3 separate regions of the Homo sapiens genome follow, and regions 1 and 3 are each linked to region 2. Evidence: chromatin contacts called from ENCODE Hi-C or POLR2A ChIA-PET data. All regions are on one chromosome and are shown on one strand. Each heading gives the region's core, a stretch centred on a gene start or an enhancer-like site at or near the end of the contact. The rest is flanking DNA. Distances are from core to core; before and after follow the strand shown. Region 1 has its middle 62 kb from the start of UCHL1. Region 2 has its middle 130 kb from the start of UCHL1. Region 3 has its middle 34 kb from the start of UCHL1.

Evidence for each region. Hi-C counts contacts between places; a loop is a spot of excess contacts on that map. ChIA-PET counts read pairs that join two places held with the same protein, here RNA polymerase II (POLR2A). Pooled maps may share reads with other maps.
Region 1: a map of MCF 10A shows a loop between it and region 2 (11-fold over the local background). The contact joins two enhancer-like sites. A Hi-C loop is called at or near these places in 2 of 168 maps with a recorded cell type or tissue (MCF 10A and endothelial cell of umbilical vein). POLR2A ChIA-PET finds 5 or more read pairs at or near these places in 2 of 52 experiments (A549 and activated B cell).
Region 3: a loop to region 2 is called in a pooled map, with 2.2 times the contacts of the local background. The contact joins two enhancer-like sites. A Hi-C loop is called at or near these places in 2 of 168 maps with a recorded cell type or tissue (Panc1 and endothelial cell of umbilical vein), 1 of 37 single-sample maps with no recorded cell type and 3 of 50 pooled maps. POLR2A ChIA-PET finds 5 or more read pairs at or near these places in 1 of 52 experiments (OCI-LY7).

What each region holds. Positions count from the first base shown.
Region 1 is chr4:41,316,553-41,321,267 of GRCh38, reverse strand. No RefSeq gene overlaps it. Among named protein-coding and RNA genes, the nearest start is that of UCHL1, 62 kb to the right of the region's middle. Within about 2 kb of position 2,312, at least 6 of the 41 ENCODE cell types and tissues checked have a DNase peak (open chromatin) inside an H3K27ac peak, as active enhancers do.
Region 2 is chr4:41,383,449-41,387,871 of GRCh38, reverse strand. It overlaps a transcript of LIMCH1 not described here. Among named protein-coding and RNA genes, the nearest start is that of UCHL1, 130 kb to the right of the region's middle. Within about 2 kb of position 2,736, at least 4 of the 41 ENCODE cell types and tissues checked have a DNase peak (open chromatin) inside an H3K27ac peak, as active enhancers do.
Region 3 is chr4:41,288,949-41,293,592 of GRCh38, reverse strand. No RefSeq gene overlaps it. Among named protein-coding and RNA genes, the nearest start is that of UCHL1, 34 kb to the right of the region's middle. Within about 2 kb of position 2,868, at least 2 of the 41 ENCODE cell types and tissues checked have a DNase peak (open chromatin) inside an H3K27ac peak, as active enhancers do.

The DNA of each region.
Region 1 (4,715 bases), core at 1,063-3,562, 66 kb after region 2:
CCAGAGGCTTTATTAATGGAGGTATCACTATATGCCTCTGATGAAGGAGCCTACATGGTCCTCCCACAAGCATTGATTCTGGTTCTAAGGTATCATCTGGGGCCCAATCTCCTGGGCAGCTCGGAAGCTGAGAACATACTGCTCAAGAAAGGATGCTGTTTTTCCTCTTGTTTCCAGGTCAAAGATTGAGTTCCCAGAGGTGAATTAACAAGTGAATGTTTAAGATCTGTTAGTACTCAGAAGCTTTCAAAATCTTTTTCACAGTATTTACCACTGACTCATTATTTCATACCTGTATATTTTCTTATAAATGTGTTTGTTCTTCTGAGTAATAAAAAGGAAAAAACTGCCTAATGCAGCCAGGTGATCTCTAGAAGGGAATTAACTGCTATAATGTTTTTGGTTTTAGAGACAGGGTCCCACACTCTATCACCTAGGCTGGAGTGCAGTGGCATGACATAGCTCACTGTAGCCTCAAACTCCTGAGTTTAAGTGATTCTGTCATCTCAGCCCCCCAAGTAGCTAGGACTATAGGCATGCACCACCACACCTAGCTATTTTTATTTTTATTTTTAGTAGAGACAGATCTCTCTATATTGCCCAGGCTGGTCTCAAACTCCTGCCCTCAAGGGATCCTCCTGCCTTGGCTTCTGAAAGCATTGGGATTACAGGTGTAAACCTCCGTGCCTTGCCTAACTATTACAACTTTGACCTAATTCCTACAGACATTTTCTTTAGTTGCCTTGTGCAAAGTACTTTATTTCAAGTGCTAGGAAGAATACCTAGAGAACTGCTCATCTCATCAACTAAGGCTTTCCTCTCAGTATGAAGCTCTTTTACCTCAGCCTTTATGTGGTTTTGTTTCTGAGATAAGATCTCTTAAACTCTTGATTGATTGCTGAGAATATTTAAACTTTATTTATTCAGTGGACTGATACAATAAATATTTAAACTTTATCCAGTGGATTGAGTAAATTTATTTAATCAATTGAAAACTTAATTTGTTTTCAACTGATTAAGGAGACATTCAGAAGATCAAAAATGTTATTCATCAAAGAGCATCCATCTGTAACAAGAGAAATATTCTGAAGTTGGTGTTCAGATGTTGGTGTAGAGGTAGTCTACAGATTTTTGGAAACTCAGTTTGAATAGCTACTTCAAGAGAAAAGAGAGGCACCTCCATGTGGTTGTCAGCATGCCCGGTTGTTATAAGCCGGACAACTGAAAACTACTTGAAATCTAAGAGGGTCTTTCCACTGTCTTCCCAGCTCCCTCAGCTGGATTACTCCACTCCACCTTCTGGTCTCAGGCTAAGTGTTGCTGCCTCAACAAACTATCCCTGGCCCCCTAATTAGGTTGGGCCCCTCGTATACTCTCAGATACAACTCCATATTTCCTTCTTAGCTATCACAATTATCACTAAATAAGCATTTCTGTAATAATTCATTTACATTCACCTCCAATAAATCATGAGCTCTATGACACCAGTGATCTTATCTGTATTGCATGCTGCTCTTCCGGCTCCCAGTTGATTCATTCAACAAATATTTATCAAGTGTCTCTTACGTGCCAGACTCCATGCCAGGTACCAGGGACACATGGTGAAAAAAACAGACAAAGATTCCTGCCCTGATGAAACTTAACATTCAAGAGAGGAACTCAAACGATAAACGATGACCTAATCAATGAAATAGTGTATTAAAAGGTAAACAGAGCTGTGGAAAAATAAAAGGTAGAACAGTGTAAGGAAGGGAAGCTGGTTGCAGGGGTAAATAGGGTGGTCACGTTAACCCCTATCGAGAAGGTGAGAAGTAAGCAAAGATTTGAAGGTGAGGAAGTTAGCTCAGTAGACAACTGGGTAAGAAAGTTCCAGGCTGCAGCAGATTCCTTAAGGCAGAGGAGTACCTGGTTTGTTCTAAGAAGATCAGCGGGGTTAGTGTGGTTGGAGAGGTATAAGCAAGACAGTAGTAGAAGATAAGATCAGAGATGCTCAACAAATATTTGTTGAGTGAATGGATGAAAAAAACAAATATTTTCAATTTTTACTACTATGAAGAATGTTCCCATGCCTTGCATATTTTCTCATAGGTGAGAAAACAAGTCTCTAGATTCATCCAGTCCACAAACTGTAATCTCATCTATATTAAGTGGCAACTCTACAAAGCATTGTGTCCTTTTATTGCCAAAGAGGAAGGATCTCCTGGCTGAGTCAAGAGATGGCGGTGTGTCCTCTTAACCCTGAGTCATTGAACTGCTCTTAGCCTGGATTCACACAACAGAGCCTGAAGCTGAGGAGATAAAGGAGATCCTGTGGCTCCAGTCACAAGCCTGTGGTGCTGACAGGCCACTCCACCTTCAAGGCTGACGTGATGGGAACCAAAGTGCAGGCAGAGGGACAAGAAAGCGTTCAAAGAGGCTGAGAAGCACTATCTCACTCAGCACATTGAGCAGAGAGAGCTGGGAAGAAAAATGGGCTCTTTGTGGACAAATGGCTATCCCACCCTCACTCCCAACATTGAAACTCACTCCCCAGAAGGGGTCTGAAATCTACACACACTAATGGTATATGTCAGTAGTTTCCAAATACCGCTGCAGGACCAGCTGTCAGATGCTTGGCCAACTCTTCTCTCAGAACTTCCTAAGAAGCCTTCTCTTTTTTCTTTTTTATTGATTTTCAAAATTTTTTTCTTACTCTGACAGATGGAGAGAAGCCTTCTCAAACTGCAGAGTCTGGAAGTCCACCTCTGGAGAGTCTGAATCGGTTTTCTGGACAGACTCAGGAATTCACATTTTTCACAGCTCCCCATGAAATTCTAAAGAGCAGCCAAGTTTGGGAACCACTGCTTTACTGTGCTGCTAGTGTGCCTGCATTTGATAGGAAAGGAACATCTTTCACCAGTGGCATAGGTTTCCTTTGGAGTTATTTCAGGGATCACTGGTCATATTATGTTGAGGTACCAAGGGCAGGGGGACCTGCCAGAATTTCTGAAATCACAGGCTAGAAACGACCATCTTCACAGAGTCTATGCCCCTTGGGACAGTGATGGAAGAATCTGACCCTCTTCTCAGGTTTCTCCTCACCCCCACCGGCAAGTTCTTCCAATGGGGTCACCAGTTTGAAAGCAGCTAGAGATTTTTGTACATATTAATGAATTATAACAGAGAGAAGTGTGAGAATCTTAGAATTTCCATTAATATTCTAGTAAGGGTTGTGAGAAAGATAGCTGTGGAAACCATCACAAGATGGCTCCCAAAGATCCCTACCAGCTCGTCTTCATGCTCTTGGGTAGTTCCCTTTCATTGCACTAGGGTTGATCTGTGTTGTCAGTGGAATACAGCAGAAGTGATGGTATGTAGCTTCCACAATTAGGTCATTTAAAAACACAGTGTCTTTCATCTTGGGCTGCCTTTCCCCCTTTGCTCACTCACTCTGGAGAAAGCCAGCTGTCATGTTGTGAGGACACTCAGGTGCTGTATGGCCATGTAATGAGAGACTGAAGACCCGCTGACAGCTAGCAAGGAACTAGAGCCTGCCAACAGTGCAAATGAGCTGGAACATGGATCCCCCAGTCCCAGTCAAGCTTTCAGATGATTGTAGCCCCAGCCAAGTTAGACTGCAACCTCATGAGAGACCCTGAATGATAATAAATGTTTGTTGTTTTAAGCTGCTAAGTTTCAGAATAATTGTTTTGCAGCAGTAGATAATACAATGGTGAGTTCAATAGTTCATCAGAGAATAATTCATTACAATCCCAATCTATACTTTTCTCTCCAACTAAGCCATATGGCATTTTAACAAACTTTTACTGAAATATAGCATAGAGATATAGATGTAGATATATAGAAAGTGTACAAATCATAAATGAATACATTTCTTTATACAACACCCAGACCAGGAAATAAAATATCACCAGCATCCCAGAAGCACCCTCATGCCCCTTTTCAGTTACTAGCCACCTCATCCTTAAATATAACAAGTATGGCCATACAGAAGTTTTGCCTGCTTTTAAACTTTATATGAATTAAATCATACCAATCATACCACATATACTCTTTTGTGTCTGGCTCCTTGACCTCATCATGTCTGTGAGATTCATCCATGTTGCTTTGTGCTTTGAAAGTATCTGTTGAATTGTCTTACTGATTTGTAGTAGTTATATATTCTAGAGACCAGTTCTTTGTCAGATAGGTGAGATACAAATTTCTCCCATGTTATGGCTTTTTTTTTTTTTGAGACAAAGTCTCACTCTGTCACCCAGGCTGGAGTGCAGTGGCACAATCTTGGCTTGCTTGCCTCCCGGGTTCAAGCAATTCTCCTACTTCAGCCTCCCGAGTAGCTGAGATTACAGATGTGTGCCAATACACCCAGCTAATTTTTGTATTTTTAGTAGAGATGGGGTTTCACCACATTGGCCAGTCTGGTCTCGAACTCCTGGTTGAGTTCAGGAGATTTGCCTACCAGGTGATCTGCCTGCCCCAGCCTCCCAGAGTGCTGGGATTACAGGTGTGAGCCACCACACCCGGCCAGTTTTTTCATTCTCTTAATGGGATCTTTTTAAAAAGGAAGTTGTTAGTTTTAATTTAGTCCATTTTATGATTTATTTTCTTTGTGGTTTATACTTTCTGTGTCCTGTTTGAAAAATAATTGCCTTCACCAAGATCATAAAGATATCCTTGTTTTCTTTTAGAAGCTTCATTTCATACAATACATATGG
Region 2 (4,423 bases), core at 1,487-3,986:
TCCCAAAGTGCTAGGATTACAGGCATTGAGCCACCATGCCCGGCTAAGTTAAATTTTTAAGAATCTTCACATCAAGTTTTGACTGGCAAAATTTGTGAAATAGTTGCCAAATGTAGACTTCCAAGGTAATAACCTGCCCTTCCTTGGTGCATCACTGAACATGAGTATATCTCTTTCACTAAACTGGTGTGGATTTGTCATCAAATGCTGAATAAAACCATGCCTTCATCAGAAAACAGTCTTCCCAGAGGTGCGTATGCACAGAGAAGCTGCTGCCTTGGCTCTGTTAAAATAAATAACCCTTTAGGTTGAAGGAGGCTCATTGTTCTGCCTGGCTGGCAAGTGTTCAGTCCTGTTATTTAAGAACATGTTCATAAAAATTGGAAATAATCTACACATTGATAAAGAATAATGATTCAATAATTTTTTTGGTCTATCCTTTGATTGCTTTATGAATTACTCAATTATATAGGAAATGTATATTCATTGTAAAATAAATGTATTTATAATGTACTTTAAAATAGAAAGCATATGAGCCCCATTTACATCAACGTGCATGTACCCAGAAAATGTTCATGTAAGTAGATTTCTGTGCAAAAGGATTATGAGTGGAATGTACATACATTCTATAAAGAATGAACAATGTATGTTCTCATGTATGTTATCTGTACATTCTCATTTTCTGTATTTTCATCATTTCTAATAAGACAAATGAAAATAAATATTGTTTAACTTTAAAAAATACAGTATGCATGAGTATTTATTTATTGTCATAGATAACAATTTTTGTCTCAGAAGCCACAAACTGTTTTATTCTTTTTGTGCCTTCTGATAGGCAGCTCTTCATCTTCAGAACTTGGGAAAAAGAAGAGCCCAGATAACCCAACAGTTTCCTAACAACCAAAAGCTGCAGTGTTTTACCATAGCATATAGCTATAACAGCTACTTTGGCTAAAAACAATTAAAGTAAAGAAAACAGCATACAATTCCTTTTCCTACCATATAACAGCAGAAATCTCACCCCTGGATGTCATGCACATCAGAAACCTCACTATTGAACTGATAAGTTACCTAGGCTGTCCCTTAGATACATCTTTGCTAAATATCCATATTTTCCCTAAATGCTACAGACCAGAATGTTCCATGTGTCAGTGATCTCTCAGTATCCCACATGACGCCAGGTCATGGAAAATTGGGTTTCAATATATCCCCTCCCCATTTATACCCATCCCATTTTAACTTATTACAAAGTAATTACCAAAGAACAACAACAAAAACTAATTGTTTGCCTGTCCATTTCATAAACATATCCAATATAGGAAAGTCACAGCCAAAAAAAAGCATCACTTGTAGATTCTTCAATAATTAGAGCTAATAATTGGTGCTTACTATGTTTCAGGCATTTCTTTTAATTTTTTGTACATATTAACTCATGTATTCCTGAAAACAACCCTATAAGATAGCTGTTATAACCATAACCATTTCATAGATAAGAAAACTGATGTTTGGAGAGGTTAAGTAACTTTCCCAAGCTACTTCCAGCCTTGTCAGTCAGGATCTATGCCTGAGCACTTCATCCCTCCTCTAAGGAATACTGATGTTCCTGTAGGTCCTCTGGTGCTTCCCCAAGAAGGGTAACAGAAGCCCTGGAATAGCAACCATTTACAGGTCAGACACTGAGTTCTACACGACCAGTTTGGTGCTACTACTGGATGCCATGTTGACAACTGATCTGCCCACCAGTCTCTCTACAAAAATGGTACATGGCTTGATTCTACTTTTTACTATTAATCAATGTATCAATTCATTGACTATGTATTATTTCTTTTTTGACACTCTGCTAGAATCATTCTAATCAAACTCACCCTAGTAGCACTCCTTCAGTGTTGAAGTGTCAAAAGTGGTGTGATGACACCTTAAGAACCTTCCCCCACCAACCCCTGCAGCTATCCATTCATCCTTAGCCTTGACACTTACAGTTGGCTCCAAAAAGTTGCATTACAAAGAAAAATTCAACAGGCTCTTTGGCAGATCTGTTTTAGTAGTGTCAATATATACGCCACCTTTTTATAGCTCTTCCTTATGAGAAAAAACAAATGGGGTCCTAAATAACACAGAGTCACCCAGGGCATCAAACCCATTCTTTTATGAGCTCACTTCCTGGAAGCCAGAGACACAATCTGCACTGCTCTTTTTTATACCTCTTACTCAGATTTAGAATTTTCCTTTCAGAAAAACAAAATAAGGGCATTCTACTGAGTTGCCATGGTGATTTTTTTGCTTTCCTTTCTGGAACATTTTTAATATGCAGAATAAAATGTATCATAACTCTCTGACAAAACTGAACACCCATAGGATAAGTTTGATATCCCTCCAAAAATCACCATGCACAAAATTACATTTTTAATAAGCCCATTGCCACAGAAATTTAAGGAAACCCATGATGATGATTTCTGTATCACTCAAAACATTAGAAAAAAAATCTAAATTATCAATTTAATGCATATAAAATGCTCAGAAAACAAATACTCTCAATCCAAAATGGCTTTAAAAAGAGGAGGCTCACTTGCTCACATTAATTTCTAAGCAAAGAAGTTAAAACTGAAACACAGTGGAATAGAAACAGATGTTCAATCCATAGATGCAGATAAGAATTCCTCACTTGCCTGCTTATCACTAACAGATGAAGGAAGTGCATTCATTAAGGAAGCAAAAGCTGGCCCAAGTGGCACAGCGCCAGGTCACAATATCCACTGGTTCAGAGTACAACTGAATGTTCCCAACTTCAAGAGGACAAAGAGAAGTTAAATACACTGAAAAATTAAATATACAATTTTTAAATGCCATAACAGAGGTAGAACTACTCCAACTTCCTCAGGCAAAGAGGATGTGTTCCCCTTCCTATCAGTTCTACTTCACTTATATCCCAAAATGATGCTGTTCAGACTTTTTTCTTAAATTCCTAGATTTCCTCTTTTTTTCAAGTTCTATCATATTGTCAAGCATACAAAGTTGAGGGGAAACCCTACTTCTGATCAACACCAAGTAATACTTGGTAGTATTTGGAGTGGACTTTGAAGACAACGCTGTACTTACAGAATAATCAGAAAAAGAGCATCAAACTTAATATATCTACAACCGCACTTAGCATCTTCTCCCTTGCATATTTAAAACACAAAATCAAGCTCAGCCCTTTCTTCTGGCTTTGCTTCAAATCTCAGCAAATGCCACTGCCATGTGCCCAACCAGTCAGGCTAAAAATGTTGCATCAACTTAATCCTTACTCTCCCAATACCCACACTTTCACTTATTCAAAGTTTATTGACTGCTGAGGATTCTGTGATGACCAAGAAAGCACGATGTAGGCCGGGCGCGGTGGCTCACGCCTGTAATCCCAGCACTTTGGGAGGCCGAGGCGGGTGGATCACCAGGTCAGGAGATCGAGACCATCCTGGCTAATACGGTGAAACCCCGTCTCTACTAAAAATAAAAAAAAAAAAATAGCCCGGCGTGGTGGCAGGCACCTGTAGTCCCAGTTACTAGGGAGGCTGAGGCAGGAGAATGGCGTCAACCCAGGAGACGGAGCTTGTAGTGAGCCGAGATCGCACCACTGCACTCCAGCCTGGGTGACAGAGCAAGACTCCGTCTCAAAAAAAAAAAAGAAAGCAGGATGTAATGTGAAGGACCCCTCACTGTCTAATCCCTCTCACCTCCCACTCACTGCTCAGCCCCCTGCAGTCTGGCTTCTGCCCCACCATTCTACTGAAATGCTCCAGCCTAGATCTCTAACAACCTTTTTAGCCATATTCAGCAGTCACTTTTCAGTTCATTATTTGCCTTCCTGGCAGCATTTGACAATTGTGTTCCTCCCTTCCTTCTTGAAAATTCCTCTTGCCTTAGCTGCTGATACTATTAGTTGTCTTCAACATTTAACAACTAGGAGTTCTCCCACTTAATTGTCCACGTTTCTCACTTCCCTATCTCAGTTTCTCTGCAGGTTCCTCTTTCTATTCATCCCTTAAATGTCATTCTTCACAGTGTTCACAGAGAGAGCCCTACAGCTCTCAACCCTGGTCACACACCAGAATCACCTATGGAGCCTTAAATATATACATACACATACATATAGACATATATATAGATAGATCTATAGATATAGATATATATCTGAGCCACACACTCTGGTCATAGTAATTAAACAAGCTTGGAGTGGGGCCCAGTTCCCTCTACTATTAAAAGCGCCATACAATGGTTCTGTTGTGCAGCCAGGATTGAAAATCAATCAAAGATTTTTCCCAACACAGCTCTGATCATAGTTTACAAGACCCTTTAAAATGATGTTGAATTTTCTTCTTTTCCTCAGATGTGCAGTTTTCTCTTAATCCAGAGCCACAAAGCCCACAGATCCCTGGCTTTAACTCCT
Region 3 (4,644 bases), core at 1,619-4,118, 94 kb after region 2:
AGAGACTCCATCTCAAAAAAAGAAAGAAGAATTACCTGGTGTTCTATTTGAAAGCACAGATTCCTTTGCCCCCATCCAGATAAACAGAATGAGACTTCCTGGCTTTGAGGTCTGGCAATCTATTTATTTAACAAAGACTTCCACTTGATTCTTATTATCTGAGAAATGGCAACAAAGCTTTGTTGATTGTCAACTTTGTCTTGCCCATAGCATCATCAGGGAACTTTTGTGTGTGTGGTAAAATACACAAACATAGCATTTACCATTAGTGACATATAATCTGTTCTAATACGTTCAGAATATACAGCCATCACCACTGTCTAGTTCCAGAACACTTTCATCTCTCATCTGGGAACTTCTAAAACATACAGATGCCCAGGCTGTACCCCAACTGAATAAATGAGAATCCCTGTGGTGGAACCCACACATTGGGACTCCTTAAGGCATTCCAGTTGATTACAATGTACAGTCAAGTTTGGGACCACTCAGGATTCCTGCCCTCCAGAAAGCCTTGTTAATGCATCCCATGGGGGACTCTCGTGCTGCTACTCTGCAGTCCATTAAGTGCAACCTCACATGGCTCTATGCCATTCTGGCATTCTGGTTTCTTTTCTTTTCTTTCCTCCCTCCTTCTCTCCCTCTTTTCTTTTCTCTTTTCTTTTCTTTTCTTTTCTTTTCTTTCTTTCTTTCTTTCTTTCTTTCTTTCTTTCTTTCTTTCTTTCTTTCTTTCTTTTCTTTCTCTTTCTCTCTCTCTTTCTTTCTTAGAAAAGACATCTATATGAGTGAATTAACCCTTTATCTTTCTTTTTTTAGAAAAGACATCTATAGGCCAGGCACAGTGGCTCATGCCTGTAATCCCAGCACTTTGGGAGGCCGAGGTGGGAGGATCATGAGGTCAGGAGATCGAGACCATCCTGGCTAACATGGTGAAACCCTGTCTCTACTAAAAATACAAAAACAAAATTAGCCGGGAGTTGTGGTGGGCACCTGTAGTCCTAGCTACTCAGGAGGCTAAGGAAGGAGAATGGCATGAACCCAGGAAGTGGAGCTTGCAGTGAGCCGAGATCGCACCACTGCACTTCAGCCTGGGTGACAGAGCAAGACTCCGTCTCAAAAAAAAAAAAAAAAAAAAAGAAAAGAAAAGAAAAGAAAAGACATCTATATGAGTGAATTAACCCTTTATAGATGAGTGAATTAACCCTATATATTTTAACCCTTTATCAGACATATGATTTGCAAATATTTTCTCTCATTGTATAGGTTACCTTTTCATTCTTTTTATGTATGACATATAAAGATGCTCAATATCACTAATCATTAGGAAAACGCAAATCAAAACCACAATGAGATAGCACCTCCATACCCACTAGGATGATTACTTTAACATTTTTCAAAAAAAAAAAAACAGAAGATAAGTGTTGGTGAGAATGTGGAGAAATTGGAATCCTTATGCATTGCCAGTGGAAATGTAAAATGGTGCAGTTGCTATGGGAAACATACTATATGACAGTTCCTCAAAAACTATTTTTCTAATTAAAAATAGAACTTCCAAATATCCAGGAATTCCACTTATGGGCATAAGGAATTTAAAAACAGGATCTCAAAGAGGTATTAATATTTGTATACCCATATTCATAGCAGCATTATTCACAAGCATCAAAAGTTGGTAATAACCCAAATGTCCATCAGCAGATGAATGGATAAACAAAATGTGGTATAGTCTGTGCATGCAATGGAATATTGTTTCAACTTTAAAAAGAAAGGAAATTCTGGGCCGGGCACGGTAGCTCACACCTGTAATCCCAGCACTTTGGGAGGCCGAGGCAGGCAAATCACGAGGTCAGGAGTTTGAGACCAGCCTGGCCAATATGGTGAAACCCATCTCTACTAAAAACACAAAAATTAGCCGGGCATGGTGGCGTGCGCCTATAGTCCCAGCTACTCGAGAGGCTGAGGCAGGAGAATCACTTGAGCCTGGGAGGTGGAGGTTGCAGCAAGTGGAGATCACGCCACTGCACTCCAGCCTGGGCAACAGAGCGAGACTCCATTTCAAAAAAATAAATAAATAAACATAAATATATAAATAAATAAATAAAAAGAAAGGAAATTCTGACACATGCTACAACATGGGTGAAGCCTTAGAACATTGTGCTAAGTTAAACAAGCCAGTCACAAAAGGATAAATACTGTATGATCCTACTTGTATGATGTACCTAGAGTGATCAAATTCATAGAGACAGAAGGTAGAATAGTGGTTGCCAAGGACTGGGGGAGGGAAGGGAATTGGGCGTTAGTGTCTAATGGGTACAGAATTTCAGTTTTGCAAGCTGATAAGAGTTTTGGAGATGAACAGTGGTGATGGCTGTACAATGATGTGAATTTATTTAATGCCACCGAACTGTACACTTAAAATGGGGAAGATGGCAAATTTTATGTTGTATATATTTTATTACAATTTAAAAATTTTTAATAATATTTAAAAATGAGAAAAAAAGGTTGTTGCAATAATCTAGGTAAGAAATGCCAAGAGTCTGACCTGAGGAAGTATCAGTGGAGATGGGAGGAAGAGACACACTTTAAGTATATTTGGGAGGAAAATAATTAAGATGGGGTATGGAGATGAGAGAAGAGAGTCCAAGTTTCAAGTCTTGGGAGGTGAGTGGTGGCATTTCCCAAGATCGGAAGCACAGAACGAGGAGAATTCCCACTTCCAAAACACTTGGAAATTTTCCAGAATACTTTTCCATCTGTAATCTAATTTCAACGTGAGCTAGAAGGAACAAATAGTTTTATCCACCCTTTACAGGTGATGAAACTGAGACAGCCAAATATAAAAGGGTCCCTGGAGAGGCTCTGACCAGGCTGCGTACTGGGAGAACAGGGTGGAGCCTCGGGAAGTTCCTGCCATTCTGCAGCAGGGAGGTGCCTGGCCTCTCCTCTTCCTGGGTGGTACCTGGGACTCAAGCTGTGAGGCAGGAAACTGAAAGCAAGACTCTTGCCTTGCTGAGAGTCCCTGTTTCCCTTTTGTTCCTTTTCGCCCAATAGATTTCATTTTTCTCACCTTTCTATGAAAAAAAAATTATCTCCTTTTTAAGCCACAGGATGGCCCTTCCCCCTGTTTTGGTGACGATCCTGAGAAGTTAAGCTCTTTGCTGAAGGAAATATATATAGTTAGTGATAGAATCAAGATTCAAGTCCAAGTCTTCCAAATCAGAAGTTCTTAATAACATATACTGCCTGCCATAGTAAATTTAAAATAGTAATAGAAGACATTTAAACATATTAATAGACCAGACGGGGTTCATGCCTGTAATCCCAGCACTTTGGGAGGCCAAGGTGGGAGGATTGCTTGAGCCAGGAGTTCAAGACCAGCCAGGACAACATAGCAAGACCCTGTCTTTACAAAAAATGCAAACATCAGCCAGGCATGGTGGTGCACACCTGTGGTCCCAGCTACTTAGGCTGAGGTGGGAGGATTGCTTGAGCCTAGGAAATTGAAACTATGGTGAGCAGCATTTGTGCCACTGCACTTCAGCCTGGGCAACAGAGCAAGACCCTGCCTCAAAAAAATATATATTTAAAAATTGTTTAATAAAATATATAGAATTTTTAATATATATATTTATAAATCTCGTCTTTTTTTTTTTTTTTTTTTTTGAGACAGAGTCTTACTCTATCACCCAGGCTGGAGTGCAGTGGTGTGATCTCGGCTCACTCCAACCTCCACCTCTGGATTCAAGTGATTCTCATGCCTTAGCTTCCCAAGTTGCTGGGGTTACAGGTGTGCACCACCACACCCAGCTAATTTTTGTATTTTTATTAGAGGTGGGGTTTCACCATGTTGGCCAGACTGGTCTCGATATCCCAACCTCAGGTGATCCACCCACCTTGGCCTCCCAAAGTGCTGGGATTACAGGTGTGAGCCATTGCACCTGGCCTAAAAACCAAGTCTTGAAATATGTTCCTTGAGAATCCATAGGGGCCATCAGGGAATTCAGCTTTAGGGACTCTCATGCCTGAGTAGGGCCACTGCCACGTATGGCAGCTCAGCCAGTAACCACTGATAGCCATCTTTTCCGCTCCCTTCTCCACTGACACTACCAGGTAGTGGTGGAGGAGGAGGGCCATCCTCTACATAGGCCACCTGCCTAGGTGGACACCATCAGAACACCAGACTTTGCTCTATGCATCCTAAGTTCTTATATAAGGAGTCAGTGAGACAGAAACTAGAATGTCAGTAACTCGCCCTTAGGAATTTACCCTAGTGAAATTAAAACTGATCCACATAAATACATGCATATGAATGTTCAGAGCAGTATTATTCACGATAGCTCAAAACTGGAAACAACCCAGATGTCCATGAACTGATGAATGGGTAAATAGGATATGGTATTTTTATGCAACGGAATACTATTCAGCAGCAAAAAAGAAAGAACTAAGACACATGCTACAGCACAAATGAACTTGTGCTAAGTGAAAGAAGCCAAATACAAAAGATTCTATTTGTATAATTCCATTTATATGAAATGTCCAGAAAAGGCATATTTACAGAGATAGAAAGCAGATCAGTGGTTGTCTGGGGCTGGCAGTGGGATCAGGGATTAACTGTAAACAGACATGAGAGAACTTTTAGGGATGATGGAA